Linked DNA regions of Mus musculus: region 2 is linked to region 1. A link is a loop called in an ENCODE intact Hi-C map of the cell type or tissue named here. Cell type or tissue: heart. All regions are shown on one strand. Each heading gives the region's core, and the rest is flanking DNA. Links, peaks and the distances in the headings are about the cores only. Region 1 overlaps Svopl (SV2 related protein homolog (rat)-like). Region 2 has its middle 22 kb from the start of Gm33318.

What was found. A loop is a pair of places that touch in the nucleus more often than their neighbours do. Peaks named below come from ENCODE experiments on the same cell type or tissue, not always from the same donor. Only the 100,000 strongest peaks of a DNase experiment are listed, where the experiment ranks them.
Region 2: a loop joins it to region 1, with 4 times the contacts of the local background. A loop is called at or near these places in 2 of 42 quality-filtered maps.

Annotation. Positions count from the first base shown.
Region 1 is chr6:38,003,632-38,013,328 of GRCm38, forward strand. Svopl (SV2 related protein homolog (rat)-like) reads right to left here. Exons shown (of 16, transcript NM_177200.4): 13 at 8,660-8,741; 14 at 7,608-7,697. Among named protein-coding and RNA genes, the nearest start is that of Gm33494, 24 kb to the right of the region's middle. In heart, for the core only: a CTCF peak has its summit at 4,048 (motif pointing right); no DNase peak of the experiment used is centred there.
Region 2 is chr6:37,459,604-37,469,300 of GRCm38, forward strand. No RefSeq gene overlaps it. Among named protein-coding and RNA genes, the nearest start is that of Gm33318, 22 kb to the left of the region's middle. In heart, for the core only: a CTCF peak has its summit at 4,492; a DNase peak (open chromatin) is centred at 4,558; H3K4me3 peaks cover 1,015 bases; H3K27ac peaks cover 732 bases; H3K27me3 peaks cover 237 bases.

The DNA.
Region 1 (9,697 bases), core at 634-8,633:
ACTAGCTAAGCAATAAGGAGAAAGACACCAAAGAGTTACAAACAGGAAAAACCAAATTACCCCTACTTGCAGATGATATATTATATATAACATCCCCAAAATTCCACCAGAAAACTATTAATGATCAGTAATTATTGCACAGTTGTAGGGCCCAAAGTCAAAACCCAGGAGCCTTTCTATATGTCAGCAACAAACATGCTGAGAAAAAGGGTTATGGGCACACTCTCCTTCACAATAACCAGTTGTTTTTTAATCTAGGAATAAGTCTAAAGAGGTGGACAATCACATAATAAAACTTTCAATTTCTGGAGAAAGAGATTGAGAAAGACCCTAAACAATGCAAAGACCTCTCATGTTCATGGATCAGTAGAACCGATACTATAAAATTGATCATTTTACCAAAAGCAATTTATAGATTGAGTGCAATCTCAATCAAAACCCACATAAACAGGGGGGGTGGGGAAAGAATACTAAAATATATTTGGAACCACAAATGACCCCAGATATCCAAAGCAATCCTCAGCAAAAAAGATGAATGTCTGCGGGTTATCATCCCAGAGGTCAGGCTATATTCCAGAGCTGTAATAATAAAACAGCTTGGTACTGGTACAAAAGCAGACAATGGAGATCAGTGGAACAAAACAGGAGAGCCAAACATAAGCGTGTAAGCAGAACCACCTGATACTTGACAAAAGTGCCCCAAAAATGCAGCGGAGAAAAGAGCATCCTAAGCAAATGGTGCTGGGGAAGTGTGATGTGCATATGAAGAAGAATAAAAGTGAACCCACATCTATCCATTCCCAATGGACCAAAGACCCCAAGGCAATGCCCGAAATACTGAAACTGCTAGAAGAAAACTCGGACCGTGCAAGACAGGTGTGGGAAAGGACATCCTGGATAGGACTCCATTTGCTTCAGGAATTAATAGCGACAATGGACATATAGACCACATAAAAGGCAATGGGCATATAGACCACATAAAAGACAATGGACATATAGACCACATAAAAGCGTCTGTACAGCAGAGAAAACACATGAAGAGGAAGTGTATGTGTGTGTGTGTAATATATATATATTACAAAAAATGAGTCAAAAAAAAACAAGTGATGGGCTGAAGAGGTGGCTCAGCAATTAAGAGTACTTGCCGTTCTTCTGGAAGATCCAGGTGGTCCTCAGCACCTCATCAAATGACTCAACCATCCCCAGTTTCAGGGGATCCATAGCCTCTGGCCTCTGTGGATACATGTGTGCACATACCCACATGCACACACACACACATAATTAAAAATAATAAAAGTAGAATTTTTAAAAGAAATAACCCAGTGTGAAAATGGGCTACAGCTCTGAACAGAAGTTCTCAAAAGAATAAATAAATGGCTAAGAAATATTTCAGAAGGTGTTCAACGTCCTTAGCAATTAGGGAAATGCAAATTAGAACTAGTTTGAGTTCGTATCAGAATGTTATCAGAATGGCTAAGATCAATAAGACAGCTAACGACAAATGTTAGTGAGAATATCGGGAAAAGAAACCTTTATTTACTGTTAGTGGAATTGCAAATCGGCATAAACTCTGAATATCAATGTGGAGAATTCTCAAAAACCTAAGAACAGATCTACCACATGGCCCAGCTGTACCACTCCTTGGCATAAGTGCCAACACCCTACTCCACAGATACATATGTTCAACAGGAAAACAGGAACAATCTAATGTCCTTCTGTTGCTGATTAAATAATGAAAATATAGGAGATAATACACAGCAAAATACTATTCAAACCATAAAAAAAAAAAAAGCATGAAACGTGTAGGCAAACAGATAGAACTCAAAAACATGAAGTCAGGCATTAATCCCAGCGCTCATGGGGTGGAGGCTAGTGGCTCTCTGAGTTCAAGGGTCAGCCTGGTCTATACAGGGAGTTCTCGGACAGCCAGGGGTTACATGGAGAGACCCTGCCTCAAGAAAAGAGAGGTATACTGAGCCAAGTAGCCCAGACCTGAAACAAACACTTCATGTTCTCTCTTATTTGTGAGTCTTAGCTCTGGGTTTTTAGATCTGAGTATGTAGCCAGGAGTCACCACAGAAACTAGGAAAGTTAGAGAGGGACCATGGGGACTTAACTGCAAAGGAGGAAGGAAGCCAGTGTAGACAGGGAGGGGGGAAGAAGGATAAAAACACACTAAGAGCATGAAAGAAAAGCCATAGGAAAATATAGTGGTTTATGTTTATATATACATACATAAAATATATTGGTTTATGTCTACATAGACAGACAGACAGAAAATATATTGGTTTATGTTTACATAGACAGACAGACAGACAGACAGACATACGTGTGTGTGTGTGTATAAAGAGAGGGGGAGGGAAGAAGGGAAAGAGAAAGGGGCAGTTATGACACTTGGGGTGATACCATGGACTATCTAATTAAAGCCCCAATACAAAGTATGGCAATCTGCCTTTGGAGTTGTTGGCCAGAAGAATCAGAGAGACTCCCAACAATAGAGGTTCTTATTGCTGTTGCCTTTGGCTGCTTCCCCAAAGTTGAAGGTAATAGCTATCGCTGAAGACAACACACACATTGGACACAGACTTGGAGGAATTGAGACGGAACTGACCTGGAAGCCTCTTCCCAGAGGACGAGTTCTCGTGTCTAATGATGCTATGCAAGCTGCCAAGAGAGAGGAGCAATCGCCAGCCCTACCTAGTGATAACATATAACTCCTACAACCACCAGCAACATGGCAAGCTATTCCCAATGGTGCAATGGTGGTACTGACATCTTAAGTGTAACCAACAACTGTCTAACAGGGCCCAAGGCTTGCTCAGCAGGAGAGAATTCAAGCCTGGTACTGCAAACCTAGTCAACCTGTAGCTAGGGGAGTCTCCCTAAAGGAGAGCCTGCTACCATTTTCCTGAACTAATATATTTGCTGTTTTCTAACTATTTACAGCCACAAATAAGTGTTGCTCTCATCCCTCATCAAAGAACCTTCGTTTTGCATCAGAAAGAGACGCTATAAAAATTCCCAACTGATCAAAAAGCAAAGAGCAGCTGACCATGGGGTGCCCAGCTGCAGTCAATGTAATACAATTAGCCTACACCTAAGGCTCAGAAACATCACAGAAGATGAAGCAGGAAGACTGTAAGACCCAGAAGACAGGAAAGTCTGCTACACGATAGTGTCTTCTGTACAATAGGGAGCTTTACCATGAAATCTCAACAATACAAACATGCCAGTGTGGATGAAGGACGCCTCACAAGGGCTCCGCTCCTAGATGAAAAGCTTCAGGCAAGTGAGAGCTAATGAGACAGGGGCACGCAGTCTTCTCTAGGTACAAGTCTACTGATACGGTATCCAACTCTTAGCTGGCAGCCCAAAGCACATACATATACAAGCAACATTAAATGGACTCGGTAGGCTGCGTGTGTGTGTGTGTGTGTGTGTGTGTGTGTGTGTGTGTGTGTGTGTGTGTAAAATAATAATTATGCAATCACAAACTTGAGAAGGAGTGAGGGGTGGACATGGGAGAAGTTGGAGAAAAAGACAGGGTGGAAATTATGTAACTACAGAACTCATGTGTAAAATTCCCAAATTAATACATAAAAACCTAGAAGATACAATAACATGATATAACTAATATGGTATAATAAGAGAATAACAATTTTATTTCATAAAACAAAGACTATTAGTGAGCTACATAAATACTGCTACAAAATTTTTTTTCTATGATGGGGCAGGGGCGGGGGGGGATTTATACTCCAGAAACCATTTCTTAAATTAGTCACTGAAAGAGGATTCAAGGTGAAGAGACCTCCTTCCTCTTAACAAAGGCTCCATTTGTTTGCCATGCCCCATTCTCTGAGTGAACTTTCCCACTGGCAGTCCTTTGTGCTGAGTTGTGTGCGTGCACGTGTGTGTGTGTGTGTGTGTGTGTGTGTGTGTGTGTGTGTGTGTGAGGCATACACTTGTGCCTTCATTTATTTGCATAATGGTCTCATCTTCATAAGATTGTCTTGTTTATGTTTGGCCACAAGAGGGCAGTCTTCGTTGCTTTGACACGCTACTTTCCCTAGCTGTTCCACACATCAGGCTGTGCTACCAGGACTTAACCACCCATCCATAGAAGGTCTCAGTATATCATACATCGCTGAAACACGGGACTCCTAATGCCATTGACCCTGTAGGTCTATATGCCCCTCCAAAGTCCCTATGTTGAAATCCTAATCTCAGATACGAGCATGTTCTTTTTGGAAGTGGGTCCTTTGGGAGGTGCTTGCAACCTTATAAAGCAGGCCACACGAGGCGTTTTCATGGATGCAGATACAATGAGAAGGTGGCCATCAGCCAGCAAGGCAGAAAGGGCCCTCACAAAATCCAACTCTACAGACATCTAATCCTGTGCTTCCCGTCCCTAGAGCTGTCAGAAAGTTCTGTTATTTATAAGCTACTCAGTCTGATTGTTTTGTTTTGTTTTCTGAAACAGGGTCTCACCTAGCCCTGGCTCTAAACTTACTAGGTAGGTGAGGGTGGCCTTGAACTTCTGATCCTCCTTCCTCTACCTCCCAAAGTGCTGGGATTGCAGGGGCTGGAACCCAGGGTTACTTGCATGCTAGGTAGACACTCTTCCAACTGAGCCACACCCCTAGCTCCTCCGTCTATGATAAGTTGCTATAAGAGCATGAGCTAAGATACTTGGCTAGGATTAAGGCACCTGATTCCCAGATGCTTCCCAGAAAAAAGGAGAATAGTCCTTGGTCTAGCTCCATGGAAGCTTTGTGCAGGTCCCTTCTGCACTGTAGCAAGCCTTTACTTTATAGTAAAATTCTCCTTTGTTTGCTTGGAATATGTGAACCTGGATTTTATTATTTTATTGCAGTCAATTTCTTAACAACTAGATACGTCAAAACATTCACTTTTGTTTTTGTTTTTGTTTGTTTTTGGTTTTGTTTTTTGAGACAGGGTTTCTTGGTGTAGCGCTGGCTATCCTGGAACTCACTCTTTATGTAAACCAGGCTGGCCTCGAGCTCAGAAATTCACCTGTCTCTGCCTCCAAGTGCTGGTATTAAAGGCATGTGCTTCCACTGCCCAGCAAAAAATTTGCTTTTAAAAATGCATTTGACTTAAAAATTTATATATTTAGGCTTTAGATTATGTAAACATATTACTAACTGATGTATATGGCTTTTACTTTTAAAATATATTTTGTGTGTGTATGCATATGGGGGGAGGGTGCTATATGTGCGCAGTACCTGAGATGTCCAAAAGAGGACATCAGGTATCACAGACCTGTGGTTATAGACAGATGTCAGCCACCCGACATGGATGTTGGGTGTTCGAACTGAACGTCAGTCCTCTGGAAGAACAGCAAACATTCTAAGCACTAAGCTATCTCTTCAGGCCTGGAAAGTTTATGCTTGAACTTATTGAATCACCTGTTGTAGAAACTAAAAGAGGAAAGAATCTTGTGAGAGGAAAGCCAGCTCCTAGCCCCACTCTCCCAGTGGATGGCGCAGCCGTCCTCAGAAAGGCACACAGAGCAGCCGACTCAGACTTGGCCGTGGGTACTTAAAGTGCAGGTAGCGGGTCTCCATCTCTACCATCTGCATCTCTGGGTAGAGCCCCGGAATATTTATGTCATAACGCTACCCTAGCACTTAAGACTGACAGCTACCACCAAGGAAAGCCTGAAGCAGCTCACTCCATGAGAAACCTTGGCAATACCTTAGGAGTGGACACGAAGCGTCCCAGACTTGAATTCTCCACATTCAAACTGGTTAAGGAAGTGAAGTACATAGTGGCTGATTGCACTAGATGGGATTTAAAGTGCCTTTGTTTCTCTTATTTTCACATTCCCTCTTCCCCTCATTCCCTCCCCTACCACAGTTCCTTAAAGGCAATAATAATAACAACAACAATAATAATGTAAAGCCAACTTGTTAAAGCTAGTTCCAATATCCAAACACTGCATCATGCATCTTGTTGGTGCTCGGTAATGAAGCAAATTAAACTCTTCCCCATGAAGATAGACTCCAGAGGCAGCAAAGGATGCTTCTATAGATTGAAATACATCTGAGCTTTCAACACACAGGAAAAAAGAAGGAGGAGCCTTCTTCCTGCTTTGCCGAGCGAGTGGCCTCTCTTGCAGAGCTGACACTGATACCTGTGTGGTCCTTGAAGAAGGTGTCCTCAGCGAGAAAGGTGCTGTTCCCGTGGCCTGCATGCTTTAGATATCATCTTGCCTAGAGTACTAAACATTTGCAGCCATTGTGTACCTTAACAAGAAGGAACTCATCTGTGGTCACAAAAATATTTTGTTCATGAGAAGTATGTATCTGAGGAGCACTTTGGCCTTGATTATTGTCATTATTATATAATGTCTCTCAAATGCTATGTCATATATGTCCCTAACTGCTTTGATTTAAGTAGTCTCATCCTCCAGATTAACATATGCAAATACGCTATTATTCACCCCTGCTTTAGAATGTGGAAGGCATAGGAAGAATGAGCTACAGCCGCCCAGAGTCAGGAGCCCACTTCATGCCCAGGAAGCCAAGCAGAGCAGAACCCCCCAGGCCTCAGGCCTCAGCCCACGTTGTGATCTTTTCTGACCCTTGCCAAGGCCCCTGGAATCAATGTGGCCTGATACATAAACAGTGCCAGATCCCTGGGGAGAACGCTACTGGTGACTGAGAACCCAGAGTCTCCATCCCCACTGGAAACTGGGAGAGAAAGCTGGCCTCAGGCAGGCTGCTCACAAGGAGACTGGGTGCCCCACCCACCCATCCCTCCATCCCCCAACTGGTAGGCTGTTCTCTGCTACATGTGAAATAGGCTGGAAGGATTTTCAAAAGCAACAATGAAAGACTTAAGACAGGAAACTCTTTCAGGGGAGTTTAAAAACTTTGTAGACACAAAAATTCCCTCTATTGAAATATAAGAAACATCTTATGATATGGCTTGATGGTTAAGAGCACTGACTGTTCTTCTAGAGGTCCTGAGTTCAATTCCCAGCAACCACATGATAGCTCACAACCATCTGTAATGGGATCCAATAACCTTTTCTGGTGTGTCTGAAAACAGTTACAGTATACTCATTTGTACAAAATAAATATTCTTTAAAAAAACGACAACAACAAAGATAGGATTTTATCCCAGCCTGTGCCAGACTTTTGCCCAGCCCCACCTCCCGGTGTCAAGGCTCTGCCTTCCTGATCTACCCCCAGTATTTTCTTGCTTTTCTTTTTTTTAATTATTTATTTATTATATGTAAGTACACTGTAGCTGTCTTCAGAAGAGGGCACCAGATCTTGTTACAAATGGTTGTGAGCCACCATGTGGTTGCTGGGATTTGAACTCAGGACCTCTGGAAGAGCAGTCAGTGCTCTTAACCGCTGAGCCATCTCTCCAGCCCCCTTTTCTTGCTTTTCAATAGTCCATCCTGGCTGACAAGTTCCACAAGAGATAGAACTCACAATTAGAGCCCATAGATAATTAAGCATTCATGCCCCAAATAAAGCAGAAATCCTTGCTATGCCCTTACTCTGAGAACACTAGGGTCTCTTTCCCCACCCCACTGAGGTTCAGTCTCCTTGCACACCCTTCTTGGGTACCTGGGATATAAATGGAGCTACCATTGCTCCAATGCGACACAGGGAGCCGCTGGTTCCCATCCCTATAGCACGCATCGGGGTTGGGTAGACCTGCAGAGAAAAGGAATAGAAAACACCCATTGGTGACTGGTCGTCCCAGGATTCTCTCCTTTCCTTCCCTCTCTAGACCAGGTTTCTTTATTTGTAGCATACTGGTTGGATTTTGGGGCAGAAGATGCGCTTTGTCTTTGGGATACAGTTTTGAACTTTTTTTAAAAAGTTACATTTATTTATTCCCGGTGTGTGCATGGATATGCATGCATTTATGGTGCATGTAGAGGTCAGAGGAAAGCTCGAAGGAGTCAGAGCTGTCCTTCTATCATGTCAATCTAAGAGATTGAACTCAGACTGTCATGTTTGGCAGCAAGTGCCTTTTCCCAGTGAGCCATCTCCCAGCCCGTGGTGATTAATTTTTATTGTCAACATATTTGGATGCAGAGCTGCTTAAATTAATAAAGAACAGAGCACTGGGCATGCCCCAATCAGTTGTTTAATCCACTAATGAACTCAAAATTTAGATAGACTAGAATTTTGGAAGCCTCGTTAGAAGATGTGGGCACTGGCGTGTGCTTTTGAGGATGTATCATAGCTCACATCCCTTCTTGTTACTCCTCTGGCTTCCTGGCTGCTATGAGGTAACCAGCTTTTCTCTCCCACACCCTTTGACAATGGTGTCTCTGTTACAGACCAAAGGGTAAAACAGACTGCCATGAGCCAGGACAACTGGAACTGAGCTAAAAGAGATCTTCCCTCCCTAAAATTATTTCAGGCATTTGTCATAGTGACAAGTTTGACTAACATCCTGATTTTACAAGAAAGGAAAGAGCTCTTGTCTTTGAGAGACTGGATTTCAGTAGACTGAACAAGAGAGGGGAAGCCCATATCAAACTCTCTGATATCATTCTCAGAATGTTTTAAGAAACTTGTCGAATGGTTAACAGCAGGCAGAGATGCACAGATTGAAAGCTCGCTGGGCGTGTCCTGTATAGCCACAGTCATTTCCCCATGCTCACCTCAGCAGTGTAAATGTAGATGGTGTTGAAGTTTGCTGCCACCAGGGCCCTCAGCATGAAGAGGAAGCCAATGAGGCCTGCACTGAAGAGGAAACAGAGGAGTTATAGGAACCAACACAGAGGAACTTCCAAGATGGTCTCACAAAGCTCTGAGCCTTGGCAGGATGCTGTCCTCAAATGGCCTGACTGGGACATCCTAAGCCAGTTTCCTCACAATGCATTCACCAAATCATGATGCTTAGGCCTGAGGCTCCCTGATGAGCGCATGCCTTGGGAATGGTACTTATTGGTATAATTGCTTTGCCTGCATGTGCATATATATAAACATATGTTCATTACATGTATGCCTGGAAGGTCAGAACAGGGCATCAGATCCCCTGGAACTGGAATTCAGGTGGTTGGGAAACATTCTGTAGGTGCTCACAACTGAACCTGGGTCCTCTACAGGAGCAGCAAATGCTCTTATCTGCTAAGCCGTCTCTCCAGCCCCCTCTTATTTCTTCTTTAAATCAGTAGATCGCCTAGTCCCTTGTAAGCTGTAAATGCTCTGTGGTATTGTCTAGAGAGCAATGACATGCAGAAAACAAGAGATTGTGTGGTGCCCAGACACAACAAATGCATCCACAACGCAAGTCCTGCATCTAGGGCCCATTGTGGAAGAGGGGTCAGAAAGACTGCAGGGAGTTTTCTCTAAGAAAATATATCCTAGAAATGTCAGAGAGGCTGTACCCATAAAGTCTCATCGCCATGGCTACCTGAACAAGACCTGAATACCAATGATACCAATGGACATGCTAACATGGAAGAAAGCTCTCAGGGCCTCAATTCTAGACAAAGAACTATAAGCAACTGGGAATACTAAGAGCAGGAGCAATGGTTGTCCCCAAGGAAACCTCCTCCCACATTGGTTATCCAACAGCAATGGTCATCCCTGTGACCACAAACATACAAGTAATAGTATATGGACTGAGCAGGATGTATTTATGTATTTATGTATTTAGTGTGTGTGTGTGTGTGTGTGTGTGTGTGTGTGTGTGT
Region 2 (9,697 bases), core at 730-8,729, 540 kb before region 1:
GTGGCGAGATAAAGAAATGCAGCTAAGACAGGCATTTTGATCAAAGCTCAATTTTACTGTTCTGCATGCAGTATGAAGCAGGGGAAGGGGGCCCGATTCCCGCCAATTAATCTTGGGGTCCAATAGCAGAGTGACCACGTGCATGGCTCCGAACAGCAAAGCGGCAGGTTCCAGCAGTGGGCGTGGCAGAACGATTGAGCTGGCAAGCTCCACCCCTGAGCAAGCAGGTTTCAGGCTGGGGGAGGGGAGACTACAGGTGTATGCTGCCTGTTTAGTCATCCAGTGTTTGAGAGATCTCGGGGGTTCAAGATTGAGACTGCTGGTCCTCCCACAGGGTCGCCCTTCTCCTCAGCTTCTTTCAGCTTTTCCCTAATTCAACAACAGGGGTCAGCTGCTTCTGTCCATTGGTTGGGTGCAAATATTTGCATCTGACTCTTTCAGCTGCTTGTTAGTGTGGTCATGCTAGGTCCCTTTTTGGAGCACTCCATAGCCTTAGTAATAGTGTCAGGCCCTGGGACCTCTCCTTGAGCTAGATCCACTTTGAGCCTGTCGCTGGATCTTCTCCATTTCCATCCCTGTAATTCTCTCAGACAGGAACAATTATGTGTCAGAGTTGTGACTGTGGAAGCCCCCCCCCCCCCATTTGATGTCCTTTCTTCCTGCTTTATAAGTTCCTTCTCCCCACTGTCAGGCATTTCATCTAAGGTCACACTCCCTCTGAGTTCTGAGAGTCTCTCACCTCTCAGGTCTCTGGTATATTCTGGAGGATCCCCGCAGCCTCCCACCTCCCGAGGTTGCCTGTCTCCATTCTCTCAGCTGGCCCTCGGGGCTTCTGTGTCTTTTCCCTCATGCAGTGGTCACAGGCATGTGCAGCCATGCCCAGCTTTTGCTGTGAGAGCTGGGGATTTGAACACAGGTCTTCATGCTTACAAAGCAAACAGTCTTACCCACTGAGCTATCTCTGCAGCCCCTGTGAAAAGATTTTATATCAGATCTTTAGGAGGACTCGTCCTCTATCACTTATTGGAGACCTAAGTATTCATTCCATTTATTAGCTGACGCCATAGATGAGAAACCCACAGATGTAAAGCACTGGCCGTGTCTATGCCTCAGCAAGATAAATATTGAGATATATCTGACCTTAGAGGAAGGATGTCTTGATATTTCTTCCTTTCTCTGCTGATTTCTCTTGCTTTCATGGTGAAACTTGTGCACACTGTTCTGGAAAAACCACTGCTCACCCATTTTCCTCTTGACGTAATTTTCCATTGTGTGAATAATACTTTAAATCACCAATCTTTCTGCCACCTGAATCCTGTCCTTTACAGAGTCTTTCTCCTTGTATTTACTAAGTGTTTCTGAGACTATTCTTGTTATGTTTTCTCATGCGTGTGCACGCATTTCACTTACTGAAACACGGGATTGACTAGAAGAAAGGCGTGTGATGATCTACTGCAATGAAAATCTTGGGAAAACTTTCAGTTTCTGGCCCAGCATGTAAAGAACTTCAGTGACATCATTCACATCAATAAGAAGAAAGCAGAATACAGTAAGGGTCCGTGTCTTTTAGGTGTGTTGGAGAACTGTGCTTACAGGCACAGCCCTGTCCCTGTGTTGGAGAAAGCACTGGACAGATGGAATCACAGCGAGTGGAGGAACAACAGCGCTGGAGTTGGTCCTGGTGCAGGAAAAAACTGATAACCAACGCAGGGAAGAGGCTGTAGTATTGATGGCAACACTTACCCTATCACCCCCTCCCTTCCTTTACCCTTTCCTCCCCTCCCCTCCCCTCCCTTCCCCTCCCCTCCCCTCCCCTCCTCTCCTCTCCTCTCCCTCTCCTCCCCTCTTCCCTTCTCCTCTCCTCTTCTCTCCTCTGGCTTCTCCTCCCCTCCCCTCCCCTCCTCTCTCCTTTTCCCTCCTCTGGCCTCCCCTCTCCTCCCCTCTTCCCTTCTCTCCTCTTCCCTCCTCTGGCTTCTCCCCCCCTCCCCTCCCCTCCCCTCTCCTTTCCTTTTCCCTCCTCTGGCCTCCCCTCCCCTCTCCTTTCCTTTTCCCTCCTCTGACCTCCCCTCCCCTTCCCTCCCTTCCCTCCCCTCCCTCCCCTCACCTCCTCTCCTCTTCCCTCCTCTGATTTCTCCTCCTCTACCCTCCCCTCCCCTCCTCTCTTCTCCTCTTCTCTCCTCTTCTCTTCCCTCCTCTGGCTTTTCCTCCTCTACCTTCATTCCCCTCCCCTCCTCTCTTCTCTCGATCTCTCCTCTTCTGTCCCCTTCCTTCCTTTCTTCTTCTGACTTCTCCCCTCCTATCTTCTCCCCTCCTTTCCTCTCCTCTGCTCTCTACTTGCCTCCTCTCCTCTGCCATTCTCTCCTCCATACTCCTCTTCTCTGCAGTCCCCTCTCCTCTTCTCTCCTTCTCTCCCCTTCCCTTCCCTCCCCTCCCCTCCCCCTCCTCTCCTCACCTCACCTCTCCACTCACAAGCCTGATACCACCACAACAAGAGAAACATACTTCATTTGATCAGAGGTTTACATGAGGGCAGATGTGTTTAAAGCTCTGCTTAGACTCAGTGAAGATGGGGAGCCATGTGGAGATGAGACTGGGCGTGAAGGGAGTGATGTGCTTAAACAGGCTCCTGTGAAGAAATGAAGGAAGATCCTTCCTCCTGGTTATAGGAGAGGAGAATGAAGGTCTTTGGTCTACTGTGCATCCCTGCTCATACAGAAGAGAGGAGGATTGCAATGATAGGGTGGTTTCTATGTCTGCCACTGCTTTGGGAGAACTCTGGCTTCTATGTCTCACTTTGTACGAGACCTTGATGGGAGGTGACCCTGATGCCCTCACGGTACAGGAGTTCAAGAGCTCTCTGTGCCATAGCACTATATTTGAGGTGTCCTTGGTTGAGTCTCAACACTAAGACATCTGAGAATACATCATCTCACAGGCTGCACCGTCTCGGGGAATTACACCCCCCCACACACACTTTTTTTTTTTTTTTAACCTTGAACTTGCCAAGTTTTCATGATGAGAATGGGAGGACATCCTCTGATACTTCTGAAAAACAGATTGTCCATTTTAAATGAGAGGTCCTATTGTTAACTCGGTGTGTCCACAAACAACTTCAGAAACTGTCTCCATTGCATGGACTATAGGTCCCATCACGGAGATAAGAAGACCATCTGAATTCTTCTTCTCTAGCATTTCCAGCTCACCTAAGGGGGTCAGGGGTGACACAGATCTGTCCTAGCTCTGAGTCACTGTCCAATGGCCTACAGACCAAAACCTGTTAACTGGGCTGCAGAAACTGCAATAGTAGACTCTACTATTATCGTTGAAAATCCCAACCCCATTCTACTAGTAATTGGCAGGTTCAGTAGGTAGAAAATTGTGAAAGACACAGTTGAACTGAATAACACTGTCAACCAACTGGATGCAACTGGTACCTATAGAGTATGACATCCAACAATAAAGATTTATTTCAAGCTCATCCAAAACAATCAGCATTGTAATTCATACCCTGGACCACACAAACACACTTCAAATATCCTAAATAGGGCTGGAGAGATGCCACCATGAGGCTGCTTTTTCTAGCCTAGTTTTCCAGCACCCACACAGTGGCTCACAACCACTTGTAACTCTAGTTCCAGTTCTAGTTCTGACATTCTCTTCTGGCCTTTGTGGGCATCAGGCATGCATGTGGTATACATACGTAGAAACATTCAGGCAGACACTCATATATAAACACTCACAGATAAAAATAAGTAAAAAAAATTGAAACAGGGTCTCATACTTCATGGCTGTGGCTTGTGTGAAACCTGGAATGTAGATAGGCTAACCTCAGACTCAGAGATCTATTCACCTGTGTCCTTAGTGCTAGGATTAAAGGCCTGCACTTCTGCACTTAAATAAAAATTATACAAAGCTCACAAATGGAAATGGGAATAAACTAGAAAACAATAATGGAAAACTGAGAAACTCCATAAAATACTTGAGATTAAAGGGCATAATTCTAAGTAAATGTGAGTCAATGATGTCACAAGAGAGGTAACTATAACTCACCAACATTTGCTTAATACAAACTGGGCATAGTAATACTTGCCCATAGTCCTTCCTAGTACTGAGCAGGTTGAGCCAGGAGAATCAGTTTAAGGCCAAGGATAGCCAAAGCTATATACCAAGACCTTCTCAAGGAACAAATAAAACAAGAACAAAAAGTATCCCAACAACTGAGGGCTGGTTCCCTTCTAGTTCTGGTGGGCAACCAAAACTGCTGTTGGCAAGACCTTATCCCTGAAGACATCAAATGTTCTGGTGACAGGGCATGGAGAAATTAAGCTAGAACTGGGCTGGAAGTCTCCTCCCTGCTGGAGAGCCCTAACTATGCTAGACAAAGCTGAACCCACTGCAAGAGGAAAGCGTCGTCAATGGTCTTACTCAACTGTAGATGGAGCCTGTGTGCAGCAATGATGACCAGCCACTCAAGATGTGTTCAGTGGAACAGTAGTGGCTTCACAGTTAAAGAGGTATACACTTGCTTTCAGATTGGGTTTGTGTTGGGAGCCGCCCCCACATTCGCCGTCACAAGATGGCGCTGACATCCTGTGTTCTAAGTGGTAAACAAATAATCTGCGCATGAGCCAAGGGTATTTTATGACTACTTGTACTCTACCTTTCCCGTGAACGTCAGCTCGGCCATGGGCTGCAGCCAATCAGGGAGTGATGCGTCCTAGGCGAAATATAACTCTCCTAAAAAAGGGGACGGGGTTTCCGCCATTCTCTCTCGCTGGCATCTCTCTGGCTCTGCGCGCCCTGCGCTCGCTCGCTGCCTAAAGATGTAAACAATAGAGCGCGCGCGCCGGAGCTCTGGCTCCTAAAGATGTAATTGAAGGGGCTTTCGTTTTTGGGGCTGGGCGCTGGGCGCTTGCCCTCCTGGCTCCCAAAGATGTAAGCAATAAAGTTTTGCCGCAGAAGATTTTGGTTTGTTGCGTCTTTCCTGGCCGGGCGTGAGAACGCTATTAAGAGGTTTGGGGTCCACTCTGCATCTGGTACTATAAACCTGGTCAAAAGTCCATGGTTGAGAAGGTCGGAGACCATAGTATAGGCGTCCTTTTCCCTCCCTAAATGGATATGATGTGCTCATCAGATGTCTTCTGCACAATTGTATTTATGTGTATAGATTAGTGCTGCTGTCTGCTTTACTCAGAGAAACTGCCTTCTGCAGTAGGTTCCTTGTAGTCTCAGCACTCAGGAGATGGAGGTAGAAGAATCAAGAGTTGAAGGACAGGCCAGGTGGTAGCAGAACAAGCCTGTGATCCCAGCACTTGGGAGGCAGATGCAGGTGGATCTCTGTGAGTTCAAGGCCAGCCTGGTCTACAAAGCATGCTCTAGAATATCCAGAATAGCAAGGGCTGTTACACAGAGACAACTTGTCTCAAAAACAAACAAACAAAAAACACAAAAAAATTCAAGGACAGTCTCAGCTACATAATAAATTCAAGGTTAATCTAAATGACACCCTGTCTCAAGCAACAATGGCAGCAAAAACAATAAAAAAACCAACTAGCCAACCAAACAACCAAACCAAAAAACCAAACCAAACCAAAACAAAACAAAACAAAAAAACCCTATTTTTAAAAATGGGGGATACAGTAAAAGCAACAGTAAGAAAATATAGCATCAAAATATATGCAAAGAAAATATGAAAGATGACAAAAATCAATCTAAGGTTTCACTTTAAGAAACTAAAAACCAGGGCTGGAGAGATGGCTCTGTTGGTAAAGTGCATGCATGCAAGCATGGTGGCTTGAGTCAGAGCCCAGAACACAAAGAAGGATGGCACAGGGTTGTGAATGCCTCTTATCCCAACAGTGGGCAGGCAGAAGCAAGCAGGTCCTGGGATTCCCAGTCTGTTGATGAACTCCAGGCCAGAGAGAAAGACTCTGCCTCCCATGTACATGGGCACATGTGTGCACACACACACACTGAGAAAGAGACAGAGAGACAGAGAGAAACTGAGTGTATCTCAGTGGTAGAGAACTTACACAGTATGTGAAAAGCCCTGAGTTTGGTTTTCAGAACTGCAAGGAAGAAAAGAAAGGAGGGAGGGGACAGACAGAAGGACTGAGGGAAGAATAGAGGGAGGAAAGAACAGAAGAGAAAGATAAATGGGAGGGAAGGAAAATGGAAAGGAAAGGGAAGGGGAAAGGAGGGAAAGCGGGAGGGAAGGGAGGAGGAGGGGAGGGGGAGGGAGGAAGGAAGGCTATTATGACTAGTCTGTGCCTACATATTTGAAAACCTAGATCAATCCCCACATGCAGAAACATGAGTAGGTCTATCTCTGGTAAAGAAATGGAATCGGTAGTGAACACAGTTTTAAAACAGAAAGTACAGGACCAGATGTTCAACAGATGGCGTCTACCAAACAAAGAAGAAACTGTACCAGCTTTCTGCAGCCTCCTAAACAGAGCCAGAAAGGAAACTTCCTAAGTTATACGAGGAGCTCTGCATTACCATAATGCAAATCAGACAACAAGATTACCAGAAAGGAATTCTACAGACCAGAGTGTGTGTCACATAAATTCTCAACAAAATGTTACCCAGCCCCGCCATGCATTAAAAACCGACATACCACAGTGTCTTAGTTGAGGTTTTATTGCTGTGTCAAAAATGCCTTACTGCTGAATCTCATAGAGGCATTTCCTCAACTGAGGCTCCTGCCTCTCTGATGACTCTAGCTTATGTCAAGTTGACACCCAAAATCAGCCAGTATTCACAGCTAAGTGATATTTATTCTAGTTATACAAAGATGATTGATCACTTGAAAACAATTATCTCAATCACCTCCACACACGAAAGAATAAAAAACAGAGACAAGATCAAGAAGTTTCTTAAAACTGATAAGCAATTATAACAGTTATATGAGGAAAGAAAAATTGATTCACAAAAAAAACTATCTGCCCTTTCCTTCCCTCCCTTCACCCATTCTTTCTATCTTTTAAAAATTATATTATTATTATGATAATGAGGATGATAATGATGCATGTGTGTGTGTTTGTGTGTTCCTGCATGTATACATGATCGGAAGATGTACAACAGCACATTTGTGGGGATCAGAAGACAACATTTGGAGTTAGTTCTCTTCTTCCACCTTTATATAGGTACTGGGATCAAACTCAGGTTACCAGACTGGAGCAGCAAGTGCCTTTACATGTTAAGCCATCTCAAAGGCCCTCCTTCATTTTTTTCTTTCTTACATTTATTTTTTAAGAATCCTGCTATGTAGGACTAGACGCATGGCTCAGTTGGTAAAAGCTATCTTACAACCAAGAAGACAAGAATCTTGCTATGTAGTTCAGTCTTTAACTCATAGTTTTCTTGCCTCAGATTCCAGGATGTTGGGACTGTAAAGTATGTATCACCATGCCTAGTTACATGCCAGTACTGAGCAAGACAATGTACTTGACTACCAAAACTATATATCTGATTTATATATATGATATACATATATATGATCTACCTTAGGAAAATGTGAAATAAAAGATCTAAACAGATAATTTCCATGTACACGGGAGAAAGCTGAAATAATGCAAAGACATCATTAAACCCAATTGCACTTATGGATTCAATGCAATTCCAATCAAAGTCTTAAGTCATCGTTTGAAAATCAACAAAGTAATTCTAAGATTTATATGGAAAGCGAAAAACTTCAAATAGCCAACACCAATTTGAAGGAGAGTATGGATGTCAGAGGGCTAACACTACCCAATTTCAGGACTTGCTATAGAAACTTTGCCCCTTCTTAGAATTGGGAACAAAACACCCATGGAAGGAGTTACAGAGACAAAGTTTGGAGCTGAGACGAAAGGATGGACCATCTAGAGACTGCCATATCCAGGGATCCATCCCATAATCAGCTTCCAAACGCTGACACCATTGCATACACTAGCAAGATTTTGCTGAAAGGACCCAGATAGAGCTGTCTCTTGTGAGACTATGCTGGGGCCTAGCAAACACAGAAGTGGATGCTAACAGTCAGCTATTGGATGGATCACGGGGCCCCCAATGGAGGAGCTAGAGAAAGGAGCTGAAGGGATCTGCAACCCTATAGGTGGAACAACAATATGAACTAACCAGTACCCCCCACCCCCGGAGCTCATGTCTCTAGTTGCATATGTATCAGAAAATGGCCTAGTCGGCCATCAGTGAAAAGAGAGGCCCATTGGTTGTGCAAACTTTATATACCTCAGTATAGGGGAATGCCAGGGCCAAGAAGTGGGAGTGGGTGGGGGAGCGTGTGGGTGACTTTTGGGATAGCATTGGAAATGTAAATGAAATAAATGCCAAAAAAACAAAAACAAAAACAAAAACAAAAACCAGGCAGTTCATGGAAAAGTGGGTGCACTCTCCAGAAAAACACCTAGCAACTTCTAGCAACAGACCCACTCACACTCAACTCAGCCTTGATGAAGGAACTAAGGCAAACCCATGTGTAAATGATAAAATTTCTTGTTTTTAGGATTTATTTTTATTTTATGTGTATGAATGTTTTACCTACATGTATGTATATGCACCATAAATGCATGTAGTACCCACAGAGGCCAGAAGAGGCCATCAAATTCCCTTGGTGCTGGAGTCATATATGGTTGTGAATTACCATGTGGGTGCTTGGAATTGCACCTAGGTTCTCGGCAAGAGCAGACATTGCTCTTAACCTCTAAGCCATCTTTCTAGTCCAAAGCTAATCTTTCAATAAATCACACTGAAGTAGAAAAGCACAGCAGCAACAACCCAAGTGAAAAATATAAAAAGGAAGAAAAACACTAAAGACCTTTTCATCATGCTTGGTACTGAAAACTTAGTCAATTATGAAGGGCTAGTAAAATAAAATGGACCTCAAAGGAGGGCCTACAACCCCTACTTTACTAAACCAGAATATCCCTAACAACATCTAAACATTTGTCCATATACCCACAGAAAGATATGACCCTCACCCCTTGTCAAGGAAATTTCTCTTTGCAACGAACAGAGACCATTACAGAACCACAACCAATAAAAATGCAAAGTTGTGGAGCCCAGTCCCAAAGGATACACATACAGAGCAACTCCTACACCTAAGCACAGGGAACACTCTAGAAGTCAGGGGGAAGACTGTAAAAGCTATAGGGTCAGGGAGTCTGCTGTGTGACTGTGTCTCCCAGTGTTGTCACAAGCAACAACTATAAAGTCATCAACATGACTGATGAACATGAGCTGAACAAAGATGACACCGATAGACATACCAAATGGATTGGGTAAAGTCTATGAGGCCTCAACCCTACACAAAGAACTACAAGCAACTAAGAAATGCTAAGAGAAGGAGAAATAGTATTCCTCAAAGAATAACACACCAGTTGGTTATCCAAAACCAAATGGTCAGGTTTGAAAATAAACGTATCATTATAGTATTGTGCTGACTAGATAGGAATGGCCCCCATAAATTCATGTGTTTGAATGCTTGGCCACAGAAAGTGGCTCTGTTAGGAGGTATGGCCTTGCTCTGGTGTGCTCAAAAAGAAAGCAGCATGGTGACAAAGGTTGTAAAACTTGAAAATCAAAATGACTGCATTTATTGTCTTTGCAGCATGGATTTGTTGATTGATAGAAGAGAAGCTTCATCTAACACAGGATAGCTCATGGGCAGATCATTACATCTCTCTCATTATGTCCC